6 separate regions of the Homo sapiens genome follow, and regions 1, 3, 4, 5 and 6 are each linked to region 2. Evidence: chromatin loops called from intact Hi-C (ENCODE). Cell type or tissue: heart left ventricle. All regions are shown on one strand. Region 1 overlaps C1QTNF7-AS1 (C1QTNF7 antisense RNA 1). Region 2 overlaps CPEB2 (cytoplasmic polyadenylation element binding protein 2). Region 3 overlaps C1QTNF7-AS1 (C1QTNF7 antisense RNA 1). Region 4 overlaps LINC00504 (long intergenic non-protein coding RNA 504). Region 5 overlaps FBXL5 (F-box and leucine rich repeat protein 5). Region 6 has its middle 4.5 kb from the start of CC2D2A.

What was found. Hi-C counts contacts between places; a loop is a spot of excess contacts. Peaks named below come from ENCODE experiments on the same cell type or tissue, not always from the same donor. Only the 100,000 strongest peaks of a DNase experiment are listed, where the experiment ranks them.
Region 1: it touches region 2 in a loop (4-fold over the local background); 3 of 110 quality-filtered maps call a loop at or near these places.
Region 3: a loop joins it to region 2, with 4 times the contacts of the local background. A loop is called at or near these places in 12 of 110 quality-filtered maps.
Region 4: a loop joins it to region 2, with 2.7 times the contacts of the local background. A loop is called at or near these places in 26 of 110 quality-filtered maps.
Region 5: a loop joins it to region 2, with 7 times the contacts of the local background. A loop is called at or near these places in 39 of 110 quality-filtered maps.
Region 6: it touches region 2 in a loop (3-fold over the local background); 17 of 110 quality-filtered maps call a loop at or near these places.

What each region holds. Positions count from the first base shown.
Region 1 is chr4:15,194,758-15,198,757 of GRCh38, forward strand. All of the region lies in intron 2 of C1QTNF7-AS1 (C1QTNF7 antisense RNA 1), which reads right to left. Among named protein-coding and RNA genes, the nearest start is that of CPEB2, 190 kb to the left of the region's middle. In heart left ventricle, a CTCF peak has its summit at 2,447 (motif pointing left); no DNase peak of the experiment used is centred here.
Region 2 is chr4:15,004,266-15,008,265 of GRCh38, forward strand. It overlaps CPEB2 (cytoplasmic polyadenylation element binding protein 2), which reads left to right. Exons shown (of 12, transcript NM_001177382.2): 1 at 1-70; 2 at 3,040-3,321. It overlaps C1QTNF7-AS1 (C1QTNF7 antisense RNA 1), which reads right to left. Exons shown (of 6, transcript NR_125911.1): 5 at 2,206-2,305; 6 at 677-892. Among named protein-coding and RNA genes, the nearest start is that of CPEB2, 3.8 kb to the left of the region's middle. RefSeq lists a silencer at 55-654 and an enhancer at 96-662. In heart left ventricle, a CTCF peak has its summit at 2,362; DNase peaks (open chromatin) are centred at 16, 406 and 816; H3K4me3 peaks cover 3,442 bases; H3K27ac peaks cover 2,362 bases.
Region 3 is chr4:15,412,974-15,416,973 of GRCh38, forward strand. All of the region lies in intron 1 of C1QTNF7-AS1 (C1QTNF7 antisense RNA 1), which reads right to left. It also overlaps a transcript of C1QTNF7 not described here. Among named protein-coding and RNA genes, the nearest start is that of C1QTNF7-AS1, 13 kb to the right of the region's middle. In heart left ventricle, no CTCF peak of the experiment used is centred here; no DNase peak of the experiment used is centred here; H3K27ac peaks cover 1,911 bases.
Region 4 is chr4:14,840,087-14,844,086 of GRCh38, forward strand. The region is part of intron 2 of LINC00504 (long intergenic non-protein coding RNA 504); the gene reads right to left. Among named protein-coding and RNA genes, the nearest start is that of LINC00504, 46 kb to the right of the region's middle. In heart left ventricle, no CTCF peak of the experiment used is centred here; a DNase peak (open chromatin) is centred at 1,985; H3K27ac peaks cover 2,146 bases.
Region 5 is chr4:15,648,020-15,652,019 of GRCh38, forward strand. The region is part of intron 1 of FBXL5 (F-box and leucine rich repeat protein 5); the gene reads right to left. It also overlaps a transcript of FAM200B not described here. Among named protein-coding and RNA genes, the nearest start is that of FBXL5, 5.3 kb to the right of the region's middle. RefSeq lists a silencer at 639-738. In heart left ventricle, CTCF peaks have their summits at 2,135 (motif pointing left) and 2,339; no DNase peak of the experiment used is centred here; H3K4me3 peaks cover 124 bases; H3K27ac peaks cover 723 bases.
Region 6 is chr4:15,463,411-15,467,410 of GRCh38, forward strand. No RefSeq gene overlaps it. Among named protein-coding and RNA genes, the nearest start is that of CC2D2A, 4.5 kb to the right of the region's middle. In heart left ventricle, no CTCF peak of the experiment used is centred here; no DNase peak of the experiment used is centred here; H3K4me3 peaks cover 549 bases.

The DNA of each region.
Region 1 (4,000 bases), 190 kb after region 2:
ATTTTCTGTGTGTGTTGACCTCTAAATTCTTTTTGTGTTTATTCATGTAACAATTACTTACTGAGCTATGTCTTAGTTTGGAGTATCCAGCATCAGATGCAGAGATCAGAGTGTGTATGAAAATGATCAGAGAACTCCCATGGAGGGATGCATGGTCTATTGATGACCCAGCTTCTGCCCTTCCAGACCCACCTCCACATCAATGGTGAGGACAGGCTGCTTGTAGGCCAGCGGTTGAAGACAGCGGGCACCCATATAGGCCCTTTCCTATGGGACACAGGACTCCTCAGGTGAGTGACTTAAGTTCAAGAGTCTGATCAGCCTGGTCAGAACTTTCTTAGGACTGCAATGCAATCCATGACTCTTCCAGCCCAATCCTCCTGCCTTCCCACCTCCTCACAAGGGCCAGATCAGCATCACCGTCTGAAGACTCCCTGCCTACCCCTCACCCTCCCGTTTACCCAATACACGTATTCCCCCAATGGGTTCCTTACACATTTGATGTTCTTTGGCATTTCTTCTCAGAAGACCCAAACTAATACAACATGCCATCCCAAAAGCACAGTGAGGGAGTGGGGAAAAGAGGCAGGGAAGAAGAGAGAGGCCACAGAGAATGTTGACAAGGCTACCTCTGTGGGCAACTCGAGGTTCAGACCTCCCCAGAACCTTCTGAGAAACTGCATGGAACTCGCCTCAGAATTCTACCCCTAAGCAGCAAGAAACCTGGAGTGTTTATTCACAACTCCTGTCCCTCCATGAGTGAGGGTCACTCCCGGGCATTAACTGGCTTGCACTCCCTGGCTTGCTACATCACCTTGTCAGGGGTGACCCTGGTACTGGGCCAGGAAGTCTGACTCCAGAGCCTAAATTCTTAACCACTAAGCCATGCCCTTCAAATTTATTACATTTGAAAGTTTGAATTTAAAACTAACATAGCATCTATCAGCTACTTTTTTTTTGTCCCCAATTAAGGAAAATTTGGCAATAAACATCTTTCTTACTAAAATATTTTATACAGCTGGGCGCGGTGGCTCACGCCTGTAATCCCAGCACTTTGGGAGGCCGAGGCGGGAGGATCACCTGAGGTTGGAAGTTCGAGACCAGCCTGACCAACATGGAGAAATCCTGTCTCTACTAAAAATACAAAATTAGCCGGGCATAGTGGCGCATGCCTATAATCCCAGCTACTTGGGAGGCTGAGGCAGGAGAATTGCTTGAATCCAGGAGGCGGAGGTTGCGGTGAGCAGAGATCGCGCCATTGCACTCCAGCCTGGGCAACAAGAGCGAAACTCCATCTCGAAAAAAAATTGCTAAAATATTTTATACTAGTAAAGTTGTCAATCTATCCAGCTAGCTGATAGAAGACCATGGCCTCTTACTCACTGTGTGACCTTGGGTAGATGACTTAACCTCTCTGTGCCTTAATTTCTTTATGGATCAAAAGCAGGTAACAGTCTGTCTTGCTGACTTTACAGGATTATTTTGAAGACCTTCAGAGTGCACGCTTATGAAACAGCTTTGTAATAAACTGTTAAGTGCCTTCCAAGTGGAATGGATTATCCTTCTTAGATAAGCTTGAACTTTCTCCTTCCCTGCTCTGCTCTACTTCGGAAACAAACGCATACACTGGCCACTCTGGCCTTCTCCTATCCCTGACCCCACAATGTTATAGGAGTTCTCCTCTGGTTCCTCCTCTGGTTCCAAAACCAGTTTCACAATCTCAACAGCACAAAATGTTTCATTCTATTCCAGTATAGCTTAGATAATATAGATAAGAATCTGTAATTCATCCTTCCTTGATCAATGTTCTTGACTGTTTCATGCTTGCCTGAACACGGTCCATTCAGTTGTAAAGCCAGAGGCTTAAGAACAATGAATGGTTTCAGAACTTTCTCATGTCAGTTAGGCAGCTTTTTCTTAATTCTCTCTTCCTAAGGAGGTTTCTAAAATCTTATTGGGTCATTCACCTCTTTGAGACTCTTATGAAAGGCAAGGCTCCTCTCCTTGGGAAAAATAAAAAATAAAAACATAAGCCTGTATACACACAGAGACCCACAGCCCCCAAGCCCTCACCACTCCCCAGCATACATATAAATTAAGTACAATTTTGTAGGTACTCACAGCCCTCCGAAACCTATAACTGAAGCTCCTTGGTAAAACATTTGCTCTCTGATGTCAGCTAGATCTAGTTTTACATACTGGTTGTATGTAAAATAGCTACCAATAATGCTGGCACACAGTAAGTATTCAATAAATAAGAGCTGTTTTTATCATTAATGTAACATTACCTTCTCCGGAAACATTACACAGTCCTGGGAAACGTTCAAAAAAAAGGGCTGGGCAGTTTCAAACAGATGGGACCATTTTCTAAAGAGAAGAGGTTTGCTTTAAACCTGGAAAGAGGCTAGTGTGTTGGTTCTCCCTCTGCTGGCCTGAGGTTAACATACATTCTTTGTTTTGATTGTGGTGAGTGTCCATGTACCCTGGGGAGAAGAAAATGGGGCCAGAGGTGGGAGATGGGCAGCTGGGGAGGTCATGGTTAGTTCTAAGCCATCGCGCATACTGGGAAAGCTAAGGACAGGGAGGATGTCTAACCCTTTGTTTATTATTCCCCAAATACTGTATTTGCTGAGCAAATGAGTATCTGTTATTAGGAGGCTTCATGACAATGAGATGAATGAATGAGATCCAGCCCTACTCACAAACCCTGGCCTCATCATCAAAAAGTTTGCCTTCACTTCCAGACTTGGAGTTATAGTTGAAATATGGGGACTCTGGATAATGGTTAAGAACAAGAGCTTTGGCCTCTGGGCTCCAGCTCTGCCCTTATTAATGGAGGGAATGATTTACTGGAACTTGAGCTCCCTGAGTCTCAGTTTACTCACCTGTAAAATAGGCGTAATAATAGTCCCCACCTTATGAGTATTAAATAGTATATCAGGTGCTTAGTGGAGAGTCTAGCAATAAAACAAACTTAATAAGTGGCAGATATTAGCATTATTTTGATTCTAACATAGGAATAGTATTTTAAAAGCCTTTAGTACATTTAAAATTCACAATAATCCTTGCTTGTTGTATGAGGTCAAAACACTTGAACTTGCTAATATTCAGCCACTTACAAAACCAGCAAATTTTCATATGGTTTAATGTAATAGAAGAATTGGAAAATTCATAATAAAAATAGAAATTATGCATAGTACCGCCATCCAGAGCTACACATTTGGGTGTAAGCTTCTGATATCTTGTCTATCTGTAAATAAGTCATGCTAATATGAAGTAGGAGTGCAATCCTGATCAGATCAGGTTTTCTAAAAATCCAGTCGGACTGCCAGGTGATCAAGGAGCAGTCAAAATGTCCCCCAGAAGATGCCAGGGTAATGGGCAGAGCCTGCGGACAGGAGAAGGGCATTGTTAACATCCACCGTGCTCGAGGGAGACCCTGGGTGTTCTGTTCAGTGTCTATACAACCCTTCCTGTAGCAGCACCCTCTGCCTGTTAAGGGCAGACTGCTGCCTCAGCAGATACACTTGGCCCTGGCAGCGAGGGATACAGCCTTGACAGGCGATTTCATCGGCTCCTTAGAGATGAGATAAATTGTAGCTTTGACTTTATAATTTCCCAACCACTTTGGGTAATCAGGGTTTCTGCTAGAGCACAATGACTTATTAGAGTAAAACCGTGGTAGGGTTAAATCCACCATCTCTCTTTATTGTCCCAAGCTTTTTGCCAACATAAATAACTCCTAGCTATTTTTGGAATGGAGATGTAGCTATCAAGCTGTGCACGGCCTAGCAAGGCTTCGTGATGCATATGAAAGCTTTCTAAATGTCCTGCTGCTCCTGTTAAGAGGGTAGAGGAGGCTGGGCCCAGAAGGGCCTGCTCTTTTCGTCTTCTGGTCCTGGAGTTGTTGAAACTCTTATTGATGCAGACACAGATTATCAATTGTCCTGTCACTCCCCATGGAGACTCTTTTCCCATTACTCCAAGTTAATGAAATAGT
Region 2 (4,000 bases):
GCTCCAGCAGCAGCACCAGGCGGCGGCCGCCGCCTTCCTGCAGCAGAGGAACTCCTATAACCACCACCAGGTACGGCGGGCGGCGGCCTGGCCGCGCCGCGGGACCGGGAGACCATGGGCGGGGGACGGAGGCGGGGGCAGGGCAGCCGGGGACCCGACCTTAGCCCCGAGAGAAGCCGCGACGGGGGCCACTCGCCCAAGTGAGAGTGGAACTGAGGGCGGACAACCGTGACAGGACTCGGAACCCCAGCCCCCGGTGGGTTGGGAGGGCAGTGGCCACCGTGGGCTGTGGGGGCGTGGGAGACGAGTTCGCGCTGGGAGCCGCGGCTGGCCGGGCGCCCCCTCGAACGTCCCGGCGCAGCAGTGGGGACTGGGGCAGGGGCCGAATAGCGCCGGGGCCGCGGGCGGCCGGGCGCGGCGTCTCAACCCGGCCCTCCTAGCTGGCGCACCCCGGGATCCGCCCTGTGCCCTGGGCCTGGAGGGCCGCCGCCCCGGACCCCCGACGCGGGGAGGCGCGGCGAGGACCGGGGGCTGGCCGGGGGCCTCGGAAGAGCGGCCGTGGGAAGTGAACTTGGGCAGGGGAAAAATGATTGCTGGAGAAGGTGCGTGCGGAGGAGCCCAAGACTCTGTCTCGCTGTCCAATGAGGGAAGGCGGAAAGGCTTTTTTTTTTCTTTGGAGTTTGTTTATTCTTATTTGGCCGGCGGTGATCTCGCCTTGAAGCCTCAGCCCCTCGGGCGGTCAGTCGAGCCGCTCCCAAAGCTCCGCCCGATCAACCTGCTGGCAGCGCCGCACCCTGGGCCGCCGGCCCAGGAGGGAGTCGGGAGGGAGCGGCCGACCGCCCTCCTCGCAGGACCTGGTTCCCGCGGGGCCGCCTCCTTGGCTGTCACAGGACTGGGAAAGAGAAACTGTTAGTGACCGCTCGGGTTCAAACCGAGATATCCCACGAATGTCTTAGTTTCTGTGCTTTTCAATGTTGGGGTCATGTTTTGTGGGTTTTAAGACAAAACTGAACTTGGATCTGGGATTGGTGTGTTTCCTCGTAGACTTTCGGTACATTTTTTGGTTGCCTTAACCTTCTACAAGGGAATATGTGGGCCGTGTGTATTTTAAGTAGGTAATATTGTGAAATGACACTGGGCAGAATTTTTATTTTCCGGATCTTTTTTGATTCAAGATCTTTTTTGTTATTCCCTCAATACAATTTTTGGGTGACCGCTAGATTGGTAAATTGGCATTGAAAGAGTGTCTTGTTGGTTTTGAATCTTGTTAGCATTTGTTGCAGAGTTCATTCTGTTTAAGTCCATTTTCTATTTTCGTGATTAAGGATTGACAGAGACGCAAAATATGACCTTAACCCCATAACTTTTTCAGTTGACCAAAGTTTTCAAGGATTAGTCTTTTTAAAGTGAATATTATCTAAATTAACCCAAGTGAAAGTTAACAGTTTATCTAAGTTAACCAAAGTGACAGTGAACAGTTTTTGTTGAATCACTGATTTCTTTCTTAGAAAAGAGAATGTGGCCTATGAGGATTGAAAATAGGGATTTTGAAATAATGTTCCACTTTTTCATGATTTTTATAACCCTCAGCAACTGTCTTTTGTGTCTCAGGATCTTCATTTTGTTATCTGGAAACTTGCCCACAGAAAATTATCTGTAGGTAATTTTGTATTTACTTAAAGTTGTGGTACAGAGCGTTGGAAGAACATATACCATGATCCATATTTAACTGTAATTTGCTTTTGGACAAAAGATGGGTCTAGCCATGGAGTGTGAGAGGTCACACAGCTTTCATATGGAATTTTAGATCACTGGAAGATAACTTTGAGCATTAAATCATTTAATAAGGAGAGTAAGGCCCTCAAGAATGAAGTGGTTTGTCCATGGCTCTGTAATTATGCTTTGGACCTCTGTGGAAGAGGAAAGAGTAATAATATACTCATGATTATGTTAGCATTTAAAAGTGTTTAAAAATTGGTGCTGTAGATCAGGAGTTTCTCTTTTAATTGTCTTACAAAAAGCAGGTTCAATTTTAAGAGAACCATATTTATTTGTAGTAACTGTATGGTTCATACTTCTTTAGCTACATCTTAACACCAAAGTATTAAAGTATAAACTTACTGACAGTAGAATTACCAGCAATGAATACTTCTTAAAAAAAAAAAAAACCCAAAACTACAATTATTAGCGTTTTGATGGATTTACCATTCTTTGATGATTTGACTTGTCTTGCCACAGGTTTGAGATTAGGATGTAATTTACTTTTGAAAATGAATCAACTTGATGGAGACTTGTATCAAGATCTCTAGTGGAATAATCAAAGCATATAGTTAATTAGCAGTATACCTCAGTGGATCCACCTATGGGCAACATCAGATAATTGCTTCACAGTTTATGGATAATTAAGTGAAATAAAAACAATTAAGACAAACTATGCTAAAACTGGAATAAAATGCCTTAACAGTTAAATAAACAATGCAGAAAAATGACATAGTTTCTATACTGTCCTTATTTCAAAAGGCGATTTTAATTTGTACAAGAGTAATTCCCACTTTTGTAGTAGTGCAACTTGTTTTGGAAACATAAAGTCTATATATTTCACTTGTATGAGTAGGATATTTTAATTAACAAAGACCATATTTTTAGTTGTGTGCCTAGCATAATTAATATGGTTGCTTTAAGATCACCATGTATGTTATATCTTTAAGAATCTTCAGAGTTAATTTCAATTTTTTTCTTCATATTTATCATGTATACAGTTATCTCTGAAGGATAAAAAGGAACTGCATGGTTCTATTTTAGTAACTGTCATAAAATATCATGATATTTATAGTATACAAGAAGATGAAAACTTGACCAGCATCAAATATGATTTCACATAGAAAGATCTCAAGACTGTTACTTTTATAACCTAGAAAAGATGTATTCTTTTGCCTTTATATATTTCATTCATATAAATTCTTAGGTCTGAAATTTGAATTTGAATTTGAATTGTAAATTCTTTAAATGCCGCAATTTAAATAGCTATGTTTTCCCTAGCCTCTTCTGAAACAGTCTCCCTGGAGCAACCATCAGAGCAGTGGCTGGGGCACTGGAAGTATGTCCTGGGGAGCAATGCATGGCAGAGATCATCGTAGAACCGGAAACATGGGAATCCCAGGAACTATGAATCAGATATCTCCATTGAAGAAACCGTTTTCTGGTAATGTCATAGCACCACCGAAATTTACTCGCTCAACTCCATCACTGACTCCAAAATCTTGGATTGAAGATAATGTGTTCAGAACAGACAACAATAGTAATACACTCTTACCCTTACAGGTAAGAATGGTATGTAAATGACCTTATCTCTAATGTTAATCTTTCAAAATAGGGAGTTGGGTGGTGGTGGTAGTGGTATGCTAAAATTAACATTTTTTGAAATAAAGTTTTAATTTTTAAGCATGTAATTTAATTAACAAAGGTTAAAATATCTATACAGAGAAAATTGAGAATGTAAAATAATTCTCTAAACACGCAATGGAAAATAAGCTTAGTAAAACGTAGAAAAACCTTTTGTATTTATTAAATACATACTGAAGCTTTCAATTAGCAGCTCTTTAAGAATGCTTTAATTTATAAATTCTAATGGGCCACCAAAATTTGTTTCTCCTTTAATATAGCTAAGCTAATATGTTCTGTAATTGTAACTGTTCTTAGAATTGACTATAATTGGCTGTATATATATTAGAATATACTTAGTACAGCTGTGATTGTGGCAAAATAATATTAGGGCTTTTTTGCATCTAATTTAAATTTATCTTCACTAATTCACCGATTATTTTTTCTAAATGTGGCCTAATACGTTGATTAGACTTTTTTTTTCTTTCAGTATTTTTATTATTTTCTTGAAGTTCCCTTATGGCTATTGCAAGTGAGGTTTTTGTTTTGTTTTGTTTTTTTCTTAAACCTTTAGAGGATGGAATGAGGATTTAAGATAGAGCTTTATTTTTTGTTTTCT
Region 3 (4,000 bases), 410 kb after region 2:
TCTTGTCTGCAAAACAGAGATGAGAAAACTGAGGTTCAGATCCGTTATAGAATTCTCTTGGGAGTTGCACCACCCAGGTGGCTCTGACTTCAAAGCCCAGTTAGTGTCCACTGTAGCAAGATAACCAACACCAAATTTGATCAAAATGAACAGCATATTTTAAAGACATCAAGCATCGAGGATTGATAGTTACAGAGGCAGTCTCCTGCACACAACCTCCATAGCCATCCTCTGTGTTCACATCATGTGCTTCTACCACCTATTTCCGTGGTTACCTATCTATGTTTTTATTGTCATCTCTTCAGAAGGTAAGGACCTTGTCTGTTGCTGACTGCTATTGCACTAGCTCTGAGTAGAGGCCAGGCACCTAGTAGGCACTAAATAAATGGTTGTGTAAGAAATGGATAACACTCCTTTGACCCGGAGATAATCGAGGGGAATAAACCCAACCACTTGCAACATGGATGAGATGCTAAAAATTGGCAAACTCTCCAAAAAGATTTCTTAACAGCCAAAATAAACAGCAATGAGTCCAAGTTAATGCACAATCTCTTTGGAAAACCCTGTGAGACCCAATCTAGAGCTCGTATTCCCTCTTTAAAAACTGATTTCTAACCAATTTGTTGAGCTCTTTACTGCTGTACTTTTTGCTAAAAGGAATATGCTTCAGTTGTAGTTAAAATTAAAAAGGAAGATTAACTTTCTAAAACACATGAGCCACAGAAGCAAGGTAACAGCAAATACAATAGCATTCAAAAATGCATCAGCAAAGTTACAGCCTCTGTGGATGGAGACAAGGATTCAGAGAGACTGACTGATTGCATTTCTCAAGTTGACAACCACAATACCGCGTGATCCTTACTCAGCCCCTACAAAGAGGGTCATCTCAGTTTTTAGTTCCAATCCTCTCAAACACAAATGTAACTGGAGAGAGCAACCTAGAGTCAAAGAAACAGTATTTTTTCTTTCATGTATATGGAACATTGTCATCACAATGTGTATTTAATTGTTTTTAAATTTTGACTCTGCACACAGGTATAATGGGCACTATCTTTTTGATTCACACTTAGACCTCAAGCGTTCCTCACTCATGGCAGCTATTCACTTTGTGTCGATTTATGTCTCTCCTAGAGTTCTGTATGCTTCTTCAGGGCAGATAAATAGTTTAATCATCCTTGAAGCTCAAACTTAATGATTGGAAGCTATGTGCTGAATGAATAAATAAACCATTTATTATTTTAAAAATTCATGATCATTAAGAATTTCAGAAAATACAGAAAGGGAGAGAACAACAAACAAATCTGTGATCATAACATAAAACAAGTAACATTTCATGATATTTCTTTCTGGTCTTTTTTAATGTAGAGGGTTTCTTTCTTTTTATTTTTCTCCTTACAAAATCATATGCACACATTTTCTGTCAGGACTTTTACACACACTATAACCTAAGCATTGCCCAATGACATCTCATAGTTCTGCAGCTTGATTAAAGCTAAAGAACACACTAATAGGGCTTTGGGGGTACAAACACATTTTCTTCCATTCAACACATTATTAACTCTGGTGTGACAAAAAGAGAGTTCTGCCTGCATCTCGGTGGTTATAAATCAGGCTTCAGTTCCCCAACCTGACTAGAATATCCGTTTGTTTTGCTTCCTTTTCTATTTAGAATCTGTGACCTAAATTTAGAATCTCTCCATTTCTCCTCAGTGTGATAAGCAGAAACAGCCCTCAAAACTCTCAGTAGAACCTTCCAGCAAGAATCCTTTGGCAAAACATAGCATCAGTCACTCTGATTCTAGAGTTGTTCTATTTTTTTTTCTATTAAAGTAAATGTTTTCATGAACTCACAAAATGTGTTAGTCATAGCCATCATAGAGTTCCAGTTGATGATTAAAAAACAAACTAGGTTTGGGATAAAATTCAAGATGCCTTCCTTACTCCAAATTTGTTCTTAGTCAACAGAGAATAGAGGCCAATGCCTTGAAACCAAACATATTTTTATGAAACCAAACATCATAAAACATGAGTGCGCATACCCTTACATCACTCAGACCGCTAAGATTAATAGACATGCTGAAAGCATTTGCTTCACACTTGCTCAACTGAACAAATACATCTTTTCACAAAACAAGTCCAAAATCTTGGCCATTCCCAAATGTCTAAAATCCAAGACTCTTTGCTTTCAAACTCCTCAATGAGAAAGCACAGAAGGAGAGAATTCAGATCATTAACCAGGTGTTTAAGGTTGGCACCAGGAAGAGAAGGAGCTAGAGTTGTACATTGAGGAACCAAAAAGATAAGAAACAAAAGAGGAGGAGGAGGAAGAGAAAATACATGAAGAGAAATATTCAAAGACACTCTTTTACATTATCAATTATTTATTTCTTTAAGAAAAAGGACATTTATTTTCATCCACACAAGATATTGTTCGTTAGATGAGTAGAGCAAGTTTGTTTTGTTTTTATGTAGCATTTATTGACTTGTTTCTAAGACCAAAGGAATATGCTTATTTCCCATTGAAAAATAGTTGGAAAATACAATAGAAATAAAATTAGAAAATACAAATCACCCATAACCTCTCTGTATAGCAATATGGCTACATTAATATTTTGGTATTGGGCCTTCTCTTTTTTTTATTTGATGCATATATATATATATATATTAGAGATGGGTTCTCACTATGTTGCCCAGGCTGGTCTCAAACTCCTGAGCTCAAGCGATCCTCCCACTCTGGCCTCCCAAATTGCTGGGAACACAGGCTTGAGCAACTGGCCTGTATGTATTATTTTTAAACTGGAATAAATGTTACAAACCAGAGACACTATTTGGTAGCCTCCTTTTTCCCTTAAGCAATATGATAAAAAATATTTGCCTTTGTCATTAAATGTTATTTTAGTACACAGATTTTTAAGAACTGCAAAACAGTCCTTTTGTTGATGTGCATTGATTTAACTAATCTTTAATTATAGAACAAATCATTTATAACATCAAAAAATGTTACACTGTGATTAACAGTGTTGTACATAGAGCTTTGAGTACTTTTTAAAAATTGTTGTCTTCAAATTACATCCTAAGGGTGAAAGTGTTGGGGAAAAAGGGTTTGCACGATTTTCAGACTCTATGTATATATTTGCCATATAAATTTTGCACTCCTAAAAGTTTATATCACTTTATATTTGCAAGAACAATCTATAAATGTGCCTGCTCTTTAATTGGTTTTAATTTTTTGCATCTTTACCAAACTAATAAGCCATTAGAAATTATTTCATTTGCTATTATTCATTAATTTATTGAACAAATATATATCCAGCACTTTCTACATGCCAGGCTCTGTTTTAGAACTAGAGGCACTACCATGAACATAGGCTCTGGCACTGGGCAGACAGGGTTGGAATACCAGCTCGGTTCAACTCCCTCTGTTACCTTAGGCATGTTCCTCATTTGAGATTCCATTTCCTCCACTACAAAGTGCAGGCAAACCAACCCCCACTTAGAGGTGATCCTGAACGCTGACCATGCTGACACGTGCACAGTGCCTGGACCAGGCAGGATACAGGGGCCTCTCAGTAGGGTAGGTTCCTTAGCTCCCCTTACCTGTAACCTGGGCAACCACTCACTAGAGGCACCAGCTGTCTCCACGATACTCGACCCTGCCTTGATTGTAGGGACTCAGTCCTTGACCCTGAAGTGCTCTGATGTCTCAGACAACCCCTTTTCCATCTGAGGAAAGACAGACTAATTGTAAGAAGCCAATTTCTGCAGTTTGTTAGATCTCAGGTTAGCATTGCATTATTGCATTGATTCTAACATAGGAACTGTGGCCGCAGCACAGCAAATTGAGTCTCATGACCTTGAAGTCCTTCCTCTTATGTTAAAAGTCAGAGGCTTCAGTTGAAAGAAAAATCAGCTGAAGTGCAGCCAACAGCCAACACTACCTTCTTGCTTGTCTATTGCATTCTCTCTAGTCTTAGCTTTATTTCCCTATACAAAAGATTTT
Region 4 (4,000 bases), 160 kb before region 2:
AATGGGAGAAAACTTTCGCAACCTACTCATCTGACAAAGGGCTAATATCCAGAATCCACAATGAACTCAAACAAATTTACAAGGAAAAAACAAACAACCCCATCAAAAAGTGGGCAAAGGATATGAGCAGACACTTCTCAAAAGAAGACATTTATGCAGCCAAAAGACACATGAAAAAATGCTCATCATCACTGGCCATCAGAGAAATGCAAATCAAAACCACTATGAGATACCATCTCACACCAGTTAGAATGGCAATCATTAAAAAGTCAGGAAACAACAGGTGCTGGAGAGGATGTGGAGAAATAGGAACACTTTTACACTGTTGGTGGGACTGTAAACTAGTTCAACCTTTGTGGAAGTCAGGGTGGCAATTCCTCAGGGATCTAGAACTAGAAATACCATTTGACCCAGCCATCCCATTACTGGGTATATACCCAAAGGACTATAAATCATGCTGCTATAAAGACACATGCACAAGTATGTTTATTGCGGCACTATTCACAATAGCAAAGACTTGGAACCAACCCAAATGTCCAACAATGATAGACTGGATTAAGAAAATGTGGCACATATACACCATGGAATACTATGCAGCCATAAAAAATGATGAGTTCATGTCCTTTGTAGGGACATGGATGAAATTGGAAATCATCATTCTCAGTAAACTATCACAAGGACGAAAAAACCAAACACCACATGTTCTCACTCATAGGTGGGAATTGAACAATGAGAACACACGGACACAGGAAGGGGAACATCACATTCTGGGGACTGTTGTGGGGTCGGGGGAGAGGGGAGGGATAGCATTAGGAGATATACCTAATGCTAAATGACGAGTTAATGGGTGCAGCCCACCAGCATGGCACATGTATACATATTTAACTAACCTGCATATTGTGCACATGTACTCTAAAACTTAAAGTATAATAATAATAAAAAAAAAAGACTGAATAATTAATGAAGGATGAAAGTTTATTTGGTTCGCAATTCTGGATGCTGGGAAGTCCAAGAGCATGGCACTGGCATCTGCTGAGAGTCATCCCAAAGTGTAAGGGAAGTGGGACAGAGAAGGCGAGATGGACCAGACTCACTCTTTTTATCAGGAACTTACTCCCCCAATAACTAACCACCCCCACGATAATGACAATCATCTCTTCAGAGCCCTAATGGCCTAATCACCTTTCAAAGACCCTACCTCTTAGTACTGTTACAATGACAACTAAGTTTCCAAGACATGAACATTTGTGGACGCTTTCAAATTACAGCATTCTGCCCTTGTTCCCTAAAATTCACGCCCTTCCTCTCACATGCAAAATATATTCATTTCATTCCAATAGCCCCCAAAGTCTAAACTCAGTCAAGCACCAACTCAAAAGTTCAAAGCTCAGAGTCTCATCTAAATTAAATACGGGTGAAGCTCAAGGCATAATTCATTGTGACACAAATTCCCTCCAGCTGTGAGCCTGTGAAATGAAGCAAGATATCTACCTCCAAAATATAATGGTAGAATAGGGATAGGATAGACATTCCCATTTCAAAAGGGAGAAACTGGCAAGAAAAGAAGGGTAGGTCATTCCAAGTAACTCCAAAACCCAACAGGGAAAACAAAATTAAGTCTTAAATTTGAAGAATAATCTCCTTTGACTCCTGAATCCTGAACACACCTGAGCATGGGTTGGGACCTACGCAGTTTGCCTATGCTGCTCTTACTGGTTGGAGTCTCATGCCTGAAGCTCTCCCAGACTAGCACTTCACATTGGTAGCTCTACAGATCTGCGGTCTCAGGAATGACCCCAATTCCACCACTCCACTACATGTTTCCCTACTAGAGACTATCTGCAGCCGCTCCAAACCCACGTTTCCCCTGGCAATGCCCTAGTAGTGGCTCTCTGCAGTGCCTCCACCCCTCTGACAAGTAAATACCACATGATATAAGAGGGAGTGTGAATGCTACTCCCCTGGGAGTGGCAGCCTGAGTCACACCAGGGGCCACTTGAGCCCTGGCTTGGGCAGCTGAGAAGCGCTGTGCCGAAATGCAGAGTGCAGAGTTCTGAGGCAGTCCTAGGAATGAATCTGTGGAGGGCATCCCAAACTCATCCCCTGAAACCATTCTACCCTCCTAGAGCTCTAGGACTGTGATAAGAAGGCAGCCTCAAAAATTTTTGTAATGAATTCTGGGTCCTCCTCCCATTGTCTTGATGAGTAGCACCTGGCTTTCTTCCAACGACAGAAATCTCTTTAGCAAATGTTCACTTGGCCACATCCTTAGTATTCTCTCCTGAACATTTTTTTTCACTCTTTACATGGCCAGGTTACAAATTTTCCAAATCTTTCCATTATGTTTCTCTTTTAAATATAAATTTTGCCTTTAAGTAATTTACTTACTATCATATCTCACTGTGTGGTTAAAAATAGCCATGCAGCAGCCTGAATGCTTTGCTGCTTAGATATTTCTTCCACCAGATATCCTAGTTGATCACTCTTAAGTTCCACATTCTATAAAGTCCTAGGTCACAGACACAGTTCTGCCAAGGTCTTTCCTACTTTGTAAAAAGGATGGCTTTTATCCCAGTTTCCAATACCTCATTTCCCATATGAGACCTCAACAAAATGGCCTTTACTGCCCCTATTTCTACCAACATTCTGGTCATGACCACTTAAGTAATCTCTAAGAAGACTCAAACTTTCCCTAAAGCTCTTCTCTTCTTCAGAACCCTCAACAGAATCACCCTTAATTTTCCATTCATGGCAATACAGGCTTTTTCTAGCCTCTGCCCATTATCCAGTTTTAGATTTTTGTTATAGCAACAACCCACTCCTGGTACCAATTTTGTCTTAGTCTGTTTTCTGTTGTTATAACACGATACCACAGACTGGGTAATTTATAAAGAACAGAAGTTTATTTGGTTATAGTTCTGGAGGCTGAGAAGCCCAAAAGCATGGCCCCGGCATCATGGCCTAATCACTTCTTAAAGACCACACCTCTTACTACTATTACAGTAGCAACTAAGTTTCCATCATGTTCAAATCACAGCATCCACACATATCAAGAGGTCTTCTTACTGGCCACAGTGAGAGAAGACTTGGTACAATGTAGGGAAGTACTTGGCTTCCTGTAAGCTTAATAAAACACCAGTTTTATTTTATTAAAGTGAGTCCTCAAAGCAATGCCAGTTACTGGCATTTTTAAAAAACTTATCTGGGCCATATAATAAGCTACACTGTCATTTCTCTCTTGTATGCTCAGAGTTTAATCTGTCACTTGGTAGTTGTAAAAGAGCAAATGAAGAGGTAGCTGTAGGATTTCCAGTATGTTACTAGTGTCTGTGTGACTCGCTCCAGGCTTCTTGCTTTCATAGCTCTATTTCTCAGTCTTTTATCTCACAAATGAAAGAAGGTAGGCCAAGAAAGATGTTCTACCTTAGTCACATCTAAAGGGTAAATCCATTGACTAGTTTTGAGGGATGTCTGATACATGTCAAAAATCCTAAAATTGTCTAGCTATTATTGAGGGCCAGGAACTCTAGCTTGGTTAGTCCTCTCAAATGATTTTCAGAGTAGGTTAGCATCTCATTTTAAGGAGTAGAGTTTGGGTATGTCATGAAAGTGTTTATGGGAGGCCAAAACACTAGTAAAATAATTTTCATCTTGTTTGTGATAGCTAATATTTCATCACTGCATACTATTTGCCAGACAGGGTCTTTCATTTATGGAATAAATATTTATCGAATACCAGTTATGTGCTAAACAACAAGACAAACCAAATGCTCTGCATTCATGGTACTTGCATACTGGTCAGGGAGACAAACAATAAACAAAACAAATAATAAGTAAATTATAAGTTATAGAATAATAAAGGTTACAGAAGAGTAAGTCATTGAATAGGAATATTACATGCTAGTTACAGGGGTGCAATTTGAAATAGAGACCAGGGAAGTCTTCCCTGAGAAGCTGACATTTGAGCAACATTTGATAGTGAAGCTAAGGATATTTACCT
Region 5 (4,000 bases), 640 kb after region 2:
CAGTTACTTTTTTATTTTTTAGAGACGGGGTCTCACTATGTTGGCCAAGCTGGTCTTAAAGTCCTGGCTTCAAGCGATCCTCCTGACTCAGCATCCTGAGTTGCTGAGATTATAGGCACAAGCCACTGCACCTGGCTACCTGTGATAATTTAATAAGTTAATATAAAGAACACAGAATATAAGCCCTACCTAGGCATCTGTAAGGCTTATTTAGTAGGCTTTTCTGTTATTAATTCTGTATTCAGACCAAAATAAAATATCATTAGAAAGGAATTGGTACAGCCATTATGGAAAACAGTATGGAAATTCCTCAAAAAATTAAAAATGTAATTTTCATAAGTTCCAGCAATCCCATTCCTGAGTATATGTTCAAAGTAAATAAAATTAGGATCTCTAAGAGATATCTGCACTCCCATGTTCAATGCAGCATTATTCATAATAGCCAAGATATGGAGCCAACCTGAGTGCTTGTCCACAAATGAGTAAAGAAAATGTGATATATACAATAAAATATTATTCAGTCATAAAAAAGGAAATCCTGTCATTTGCAACAACATAGATGAACCTGGAAGACAGCTAAGTGAAATAAGCCAGAGACAGAGAGATAAATAATGTATGATCTCACTATATATGGAATCTAAAGTAGAACTCACAGAAGCAGAGAATATGAAAGGTGGTTGTTGGGGCAGGGGATGGAGAAAATGGGGAGATGCTGAAAAAAGAACACTAACTTTCAGTTCTAAGATGAGTACGTTCTGGGGATATAAGGTACAGTATGGTGACTATAGCTAATAATACTGTATTATGTACTTGAAATTTGCTGAGAGTACATCCTCTGTGTCTTTACCACTCCCACACAAAGGGTAATCGTTTGTGGTGATGGATGTGTCAATTTGATTTTGGTAATCATTATACAATGTACATGTATATCAAAGCATTGCATTGTACACCTTGAATATATACAATATTTATTTGTCAATTATACCTCAATAAAGCTGGGAAAAAATGATCAACAGATCAACAGATCAAGTTAAATTCTTGGTGGAGAATACAAAATATTTTGTACAACAGGTTGAAGAAATAAGATTTTTATCTATATTAAATCCTCAACATGTTTGTTGATTTGATGAAGTGAAAACAAAGCCAAAAAAAAAAGAGCAACAGAGAGAAAAGTCCTTAAAGATACTACCCAACTCAGTTTTTCTCCACATGAAAAGTGCAAACATTTTTAACCCGGTACCTAAAGTTAGTAAATTTAGCAGTTAAAAGAATAACCAGGGCCGGGCACAGTGGTTCACGCCTGTAATCCCAGCACTTTGGGAGGCCGAGGCAGGCGGATCACAAGGTTAAGAGATCTAGGCCAACATGGTGAAACCCCATCTCTGCTAACCTCTACTAAAACTACAAAAATTAGTTGGGCGTGGTTAGCACACGCCTGTAGACCCAGCTACTCAGGAGGCTGAGGCAGAAGAATTGCTTGAACCCGGGAGGCAGAGGTTGCAGTGAGCCAAGATCACACCACTGCACTCCAGCCTGGAGACAGGGCAAGACTACGTCTCAAAAAAAAAAAAAAAAAAAGAAAGAAAGAAAAGAATAAACAGAATATACACAATTTAACTTTTTTGAAATCTGTTTATATAAATAGTTTTTAAAATTGTTTGCCTTCACATATAGACTTTATGGAGAAAAAAAACCTGGACACTAATGGTTCTAGGACATACGGAAGGAAGCCAATGATGTGTGAGAAATTACCCTAGTGTTTTTATATATTTAATTCTTAAAACAACCTAAAAAGTAGATATCAAAATCCTCATTTTACAGACTAACAAACAGAGTCTCAGGAAGAAAATTTACCCCACATCATACAACTAGTGAACAACAAAACCGAGACCAAGTCCCTAAAACTCTAACATCTATGACTTTTCTACATACACAATGTTAGTCCCATTAATAAAGCTATCTTTTCAGATACAAGAGAGTAAATTGTCAGAAAGAACACTTGCTCTAAAGCAACAGCTCTCACCAAGGCAGTAATTTTGCCACCCCACTACCCATCCCCCAGAGATAAAAGGCAAGATCTGGAGGCAGTTTTGGTTGTCACCACCGGAAATGTACTACTGACACCTAGTGGATAAAACCCAGGGATGTGGCTAAACATCCTACAACGCACAGGACAGCCCCCATAAAAAAGAAATCATCTGCCTCAAAATGTCAATAATGCTTTGGTTAAGAAATGTTGCTCTAGAAAACTGTTTTTCAAATACTGTTAACCATGACCTTCAGTATGAAATATAGTGCAATCCAGATTCACACGCATCACAAACACTTCAAACAAATTTCAGGGAACAGTATTTCCCTCTCTTATCTGTGATGTACTCTAGTATTTACTTTTCGGTTTAAATTTTTAATGCTGTTTCGGACCCACAAAAGAGATTTATGACCTACTACTAATAGGTCACAGGACACATTTTGAAGAGCACTCTTCTACAGTAAAATATAAAGGTTCCTAGTGACCTATAAAGTTATATACTCTGATGCCTCACAAATTCAACAAAGAACTTATATATATAAAAGGACGCACATAATTAACAAATAGTAACATGATATCTTCCACATTTTAAAAGGATTTATAACTGACTTTCTTTTTTTTTTTTTTTTTTTTTTTTGAGACAGAGTCTCACTCTGTCGCCCAGGCTGGAGTGCAATCGCCAATTCCAGCAATTCTGCCTTAGCCTCCTGAGTAGCTGGGATTACAGGACCCCGCCACCATGCCCAGCTAATTTTTGTATTTTTAGTAGAGATGAGGTTTCACCATCTTGGCCAGGCTGGTCTTGAACTCCTGACCTCATGATCCACCTGCCTCGGCCTCCCAAAGTGCTGGGATACAGGCATGAGCCACTGCACCCAACCTATAACTGACTTTCTGTCTCAGACATTCTACAGTGATAAATCAAGTATTACAGCCTGGTTTCAAACTGATTCTCAAAAGTGGTATGTCACTTAAAGACGATACAGTACATTCAAAAATAGATAAGAAAACGGCATAACAAAAACACATATATTATTCCCCCAAATACATTTTTACTTTGTCTACTCACTCAGACAATGCTTTAATTTAATCAAGGGAGACTTATACTCAGTGAAGAAACCTTAGTAAGTAGCTGATCAAATTTACAGATGGAAAAAATGATGACCCACAGGTAAACTGTTTTGCATAAAATCATAGAGCTACCAATAAGTAGCAGAACTAGTAAGGTAATGCAAAACCCATGGGCTTCCGAAGGGGAAAAAAAATCCTAAGATTAAAATTCAGGCTCTACTAATTACTAATTGAATGAGTTGGGTAAGTTACTTAACCACTAAGACTGTTTCCTCAACTTTAAATGAAGGATAATATTTGGCTTAAGTAGTTCGTGAAGATTAAAAGAAACAATGTAGACATGTAGTAAGAACTCATTAAATTCCCTTTTCCTTCTTCCACAGGTCTCAATTCAATATTTTCTCCACTAAGCCAATCTTCTCAAATGCCAGTCAATAAATTGTTACAGGTATGCAGAAAAATGGCGGAGGGGGGAAGGAAAACTGACAATAAAGCTATACTCACTCATTTTTTAAAAAAGGATATATTCAAATTACTCTAAGCTTCTTCCCACTTAAGAGTTTTGGGTCATAAAATGTCCTATCTGTATAAATAAATGTATAAATAAATTCTTTCATAAAAGTAAACAGCACTTTTAATACCCTTACCTGAAAAATTTGGGCACACCTTAAGGCCTCCACCACTTGAGTTTTTAATAACTGGTTTATATATAAGCCTGGGAATCTCTGAACTAACCACATCCTGACAACCACAGCCTACTCTTCTCTCAGAAATCAATTCAAAGAGACCACTCCTGACACTTTAATGTGGAGCTGACCGTGTAACTCCCTTTGCTCCCACTATACCCTATTTGGATTTCCATCCTAGCATAGATGTTATTACATACTGGACTGTAAACTT
Region 6 (4,000 bases), 460 kb after region 2:
GATTCTGGGAGACAGGAATTTGAACAGAGCACAGCTAGTTCATTTATCTGTGCTCCACAATGTCTGGAGTCTTCACTGAGAGAACTTGAACCTGAGGAGGCAACTAAACAACTTGGGGCTAGAATCATCTGAATGCTTGTTCACTCTCATGTCTAGAGCCCTGGCTAGGACAACTCAGACTAGGACTTCCAACAGAGTGTGTATGTGTAGCCTTCCCATGTGGCCTGGCTCCCTCATAGCATGGTGGCCTCAAAGTAGTCAAACTTCTCACATGGTGGGTCAGGGCTCTAAGTATAAAAGTTTGGGCAAATAACATAGAAACCACATCATCTTTTATGGTTTAGCCTCCTGATTCAGCCAGGAAGCCAGCATCACTTCTGCTATACTCTCTTGGTCAATAGAGTTACTAGTCCACTCAGTTACAAATAGACAAAAGATAGACCCCACTTCTTGATAAAAGGGGTGCCAAATAACTTGGGGGTTTTGTTTATAAAGCCACCATAAAGGCATACCAAGATAGAGCACAGGATGTTTATTATTAGGAATAATCAAAGGAATATGACCGAAAGTCTATCAGAGTTTTAAAATAATAAAGAATATTTTGAAATACCTTATGTCAATCACTTTAAAAAGAAAAAGGACAATTTCCTAAAAACATATAATATACTAAAACTGAAATAAGAAGAAATGTAAAACCTAAATATTTTGGTAGGGAGTAAAGAAATTGAGTCTGTGGTCAGAATTCTAGTTACAACCACCCACACCCATATACCAGTTCTCAAAAAAAGATATACAAATGGCCAATACGTACAATGGAGCATGATGCTCTACATCACTACTCATCAGGGAAATGCAAATTAAAACTACAGTGAGATACCACTTCATACCTTCTATGATGGCCATAATTTAAAAAACTAAAAATGGCCAGGTGCAGTGGCTCACATGTGTAATGCCAGTACTTTGGGAGGCCAAAGGCAGGCGGATCACCTGAGGTCAGGAGTTCAAGACCAGCCTGTCCAAGATGGCAAAACTCTGTCTCTACGAAGAATACAAAAAAAATTAACCAGGCATGGTGGCAGGTGCCTGTAATCCCAGCTACTCAGGAGGCCGAGGCGGGGGAATAGCTTGAATCCGGTAGGCAGAGGTTGCAGTGAGCCGAGATCGTGCCGCTGCACTCCAGCCCAGACAACAGAGCGAGGCTCAGTCTCAAATAAAATAATAATAATAAAAAAAACTAAAAATAACAAGTGTTGGCAAGGATGTGCAGAAATTGGAACCCTTGTACAGGGCTACTGGGAGTGTAAAAGGTGCAGCCACTGTGGAAAATAATTTGGCAGTTCCTCAAAACTTAAACAGAATTGCCATACGATCCAGCAATTCCACTTCTAGGTATGTACCCAAAAGAATTGAAAACAGATACTTGAACAAATACTTTTAGGCAAATGTTCACTGCAGTATTATTCAAAATAGCTAAAAGGTGGAAACAACCCAAATGTCCATCAGCAGATGAATGGATAAACAAAATGTGATCTACATATACAATGGAATGCTGTTCAGCCTTAAAAAGGAATGACATACTGACATATGCTACAACACAGATGATCCTTGAAAACATTATACTAAGCAAACTAAACAAGACACAAAAGGACAATATTGTAATAATCCACTTACATGAAATATCTAGAATAGGCAAATGTATAGAGACAGAAAGTAAATTAAAGTTTACCAAGGGGTAATGAGGGAAGGGAGAATGGGGAGTTGTTATTTAATGGGTGTAGAGTTTCTGTTTGGAGTGATGAAAAAGTTTTGGAAGCATAGTGGTGACAGTTGCACAACATTGCAACTGTGTTAAAAACTATTAAATTATACACTTTAAAATGGGTAAAATGGCAAATTTCATGTATACACATTTTACCATAATTTTTAAAAAACTTATTAGACCCAGACAATTGTATAGACTTCACAGAAATGATAAAGCTATTTTTACTTGAACTGTTACAAAGATGAGTGAGAGAGAAATATTAGTCTGCTTTTTTTTTTTTTTTTGAGGTTAGACTATCCTTTATCCTAAAATGAGACAAGAACAATACAAGGCTGATCTCAGCTAAGAACATAAATGCAAAAATTTCTAGAAAGTGGTAATTAAATCCAATATTAATTTTTGAAGTATCTTGACAAAATTGAGTGTATCCCAGGAATGCAAGCACAATTTGACATTAAAATGCCTGATAATGCAATTCTCTACACTAATAGATGAAAGAATAAAAATAATATTTAATTATCTCAAAAGATGTAGAAAAAAGCTTGTGATAATGTGATTCAACATTTATTCTTGATGAAAAACTCTTTAGCCAACTAGGAACACTTAACCAAAAGAATGAGATTTTTGTGTTATGATTTAAAATAAATTTGCTAGATTCATTTATTTTGCTTACATAAGAACTTTTGCAAGTAATGGTGTTTTGCAATGATACTTTTTAATATTTTTGGAACTTAAGAAGTTGTATGATTCTTATGAATTAGTTCAGTATTAAAGATCAAAGAGGACGTGCCCAGCTAGCTCTGTTGGCAGACCATGAGACTTTTAAAATATCAGGGAGGTAATAATCAGACGGTTAATTAGCAAAAGAGTGGTGAACAAGTCCTTCCTCTCATGGCAGCTGACCATTTCAAGTAGATAATCTCTTACGGTAAACATTCATATTTTTCTTCACTTAATAAACCTTGCAACATTTACTATGTGCCAGGACTGTCCTAAGTGCTTCACAATTATTAACTTAACAAATTTCCTAACAACTCTCTCTGGAATAGTTACTATTATTAAACCTCAGTTTCCTACAGAGAAGGAAACTGAAACCTAGAAAGGTTAAGAAAGTTGACCGAGATCCCTCAGTTGTAAGACAGAGCATTCAACTTCTTTCTCTCTCCTCTCCTTCTGGTACTGTACTGGATATGGTGGACCTCATCAATTTCTCCCTGTATCTTTTACCTACTCTTTCCTATTTTCAATATCTCTGTGCCACATTTCAATTTTTTAAACCTATCTTTTGCATCTCTTCAGCTCTCTCATCTACAGTTTAGCACATTCTTTGACTTTTATCTAAATTTGTGACTGTATTATTTATTTCTAAAAGTTCTATCTGGTTACTTTTTGAATTTGTCTGATCTTTTTGATAGTGTCTCACTCTTCTTTCATATTTTCAAATCCTCCTTGTATCTTCTTGAATATTTGGTCATTGTTATTTTTCCACTCTCCATCTGATTATTGTATTGCAAGAAACTCTTGAGTATCTAATAGTGTCCTCTGGTTTGTCTGTGGACTCTTGAGTGTTTCTCTTCTGTTGTCTAATTTTGGGTTGTGAGCTCATCTTCCTCTGTGTTTATTTGTGGACATCCTGAATTGTCCAATTGAAGGTGTGTTCCTCCAGAAAAGTTTTGTAATAACTTCTGCCTGGCACCCCACGGGGATACAGTAGACAGAGGCCACTTTTTAAAAGTTATCACTTAGGGGCCTCCTAAAATATATAAGGAGCATAAATAAGACAAACTGCATGGTGCAAACCAATGGTTGTAAATTCTTCATATTTTTCTCACCACATGCAGAATACAAGCCAAGACAGACAAGTTTTCTTATTGTCTTCTTTTACCAGCACGAGATAGTAGATTGTCCCCTTCAATTGGAAAATACATTATTTCATACAGTTGTTCTTGTATTACTCCTTTGGTAAATTATACTTTTCCATTTTCATGGTTCTCTCTTTTTATAACTACAAGCATTAAATTTCCTAGCCTGAGATCCTTTAATGTTTTTTGTAATGCTTTTCTGTAAGGGCAATATGCTAGCTTTGTCATTGGAGGATCCAGAAATGTCAGTATGTAGGGTCTGTGCTTTATAATCATTCAGTTTTTCCAGAAAATAATTTTCTACTTTCTCCAGTTTTGTGCAGGTAGAGGTAGGATGGGGGAGCCAATGGCATGTTCTTGATTGTCTAAGTTCTTG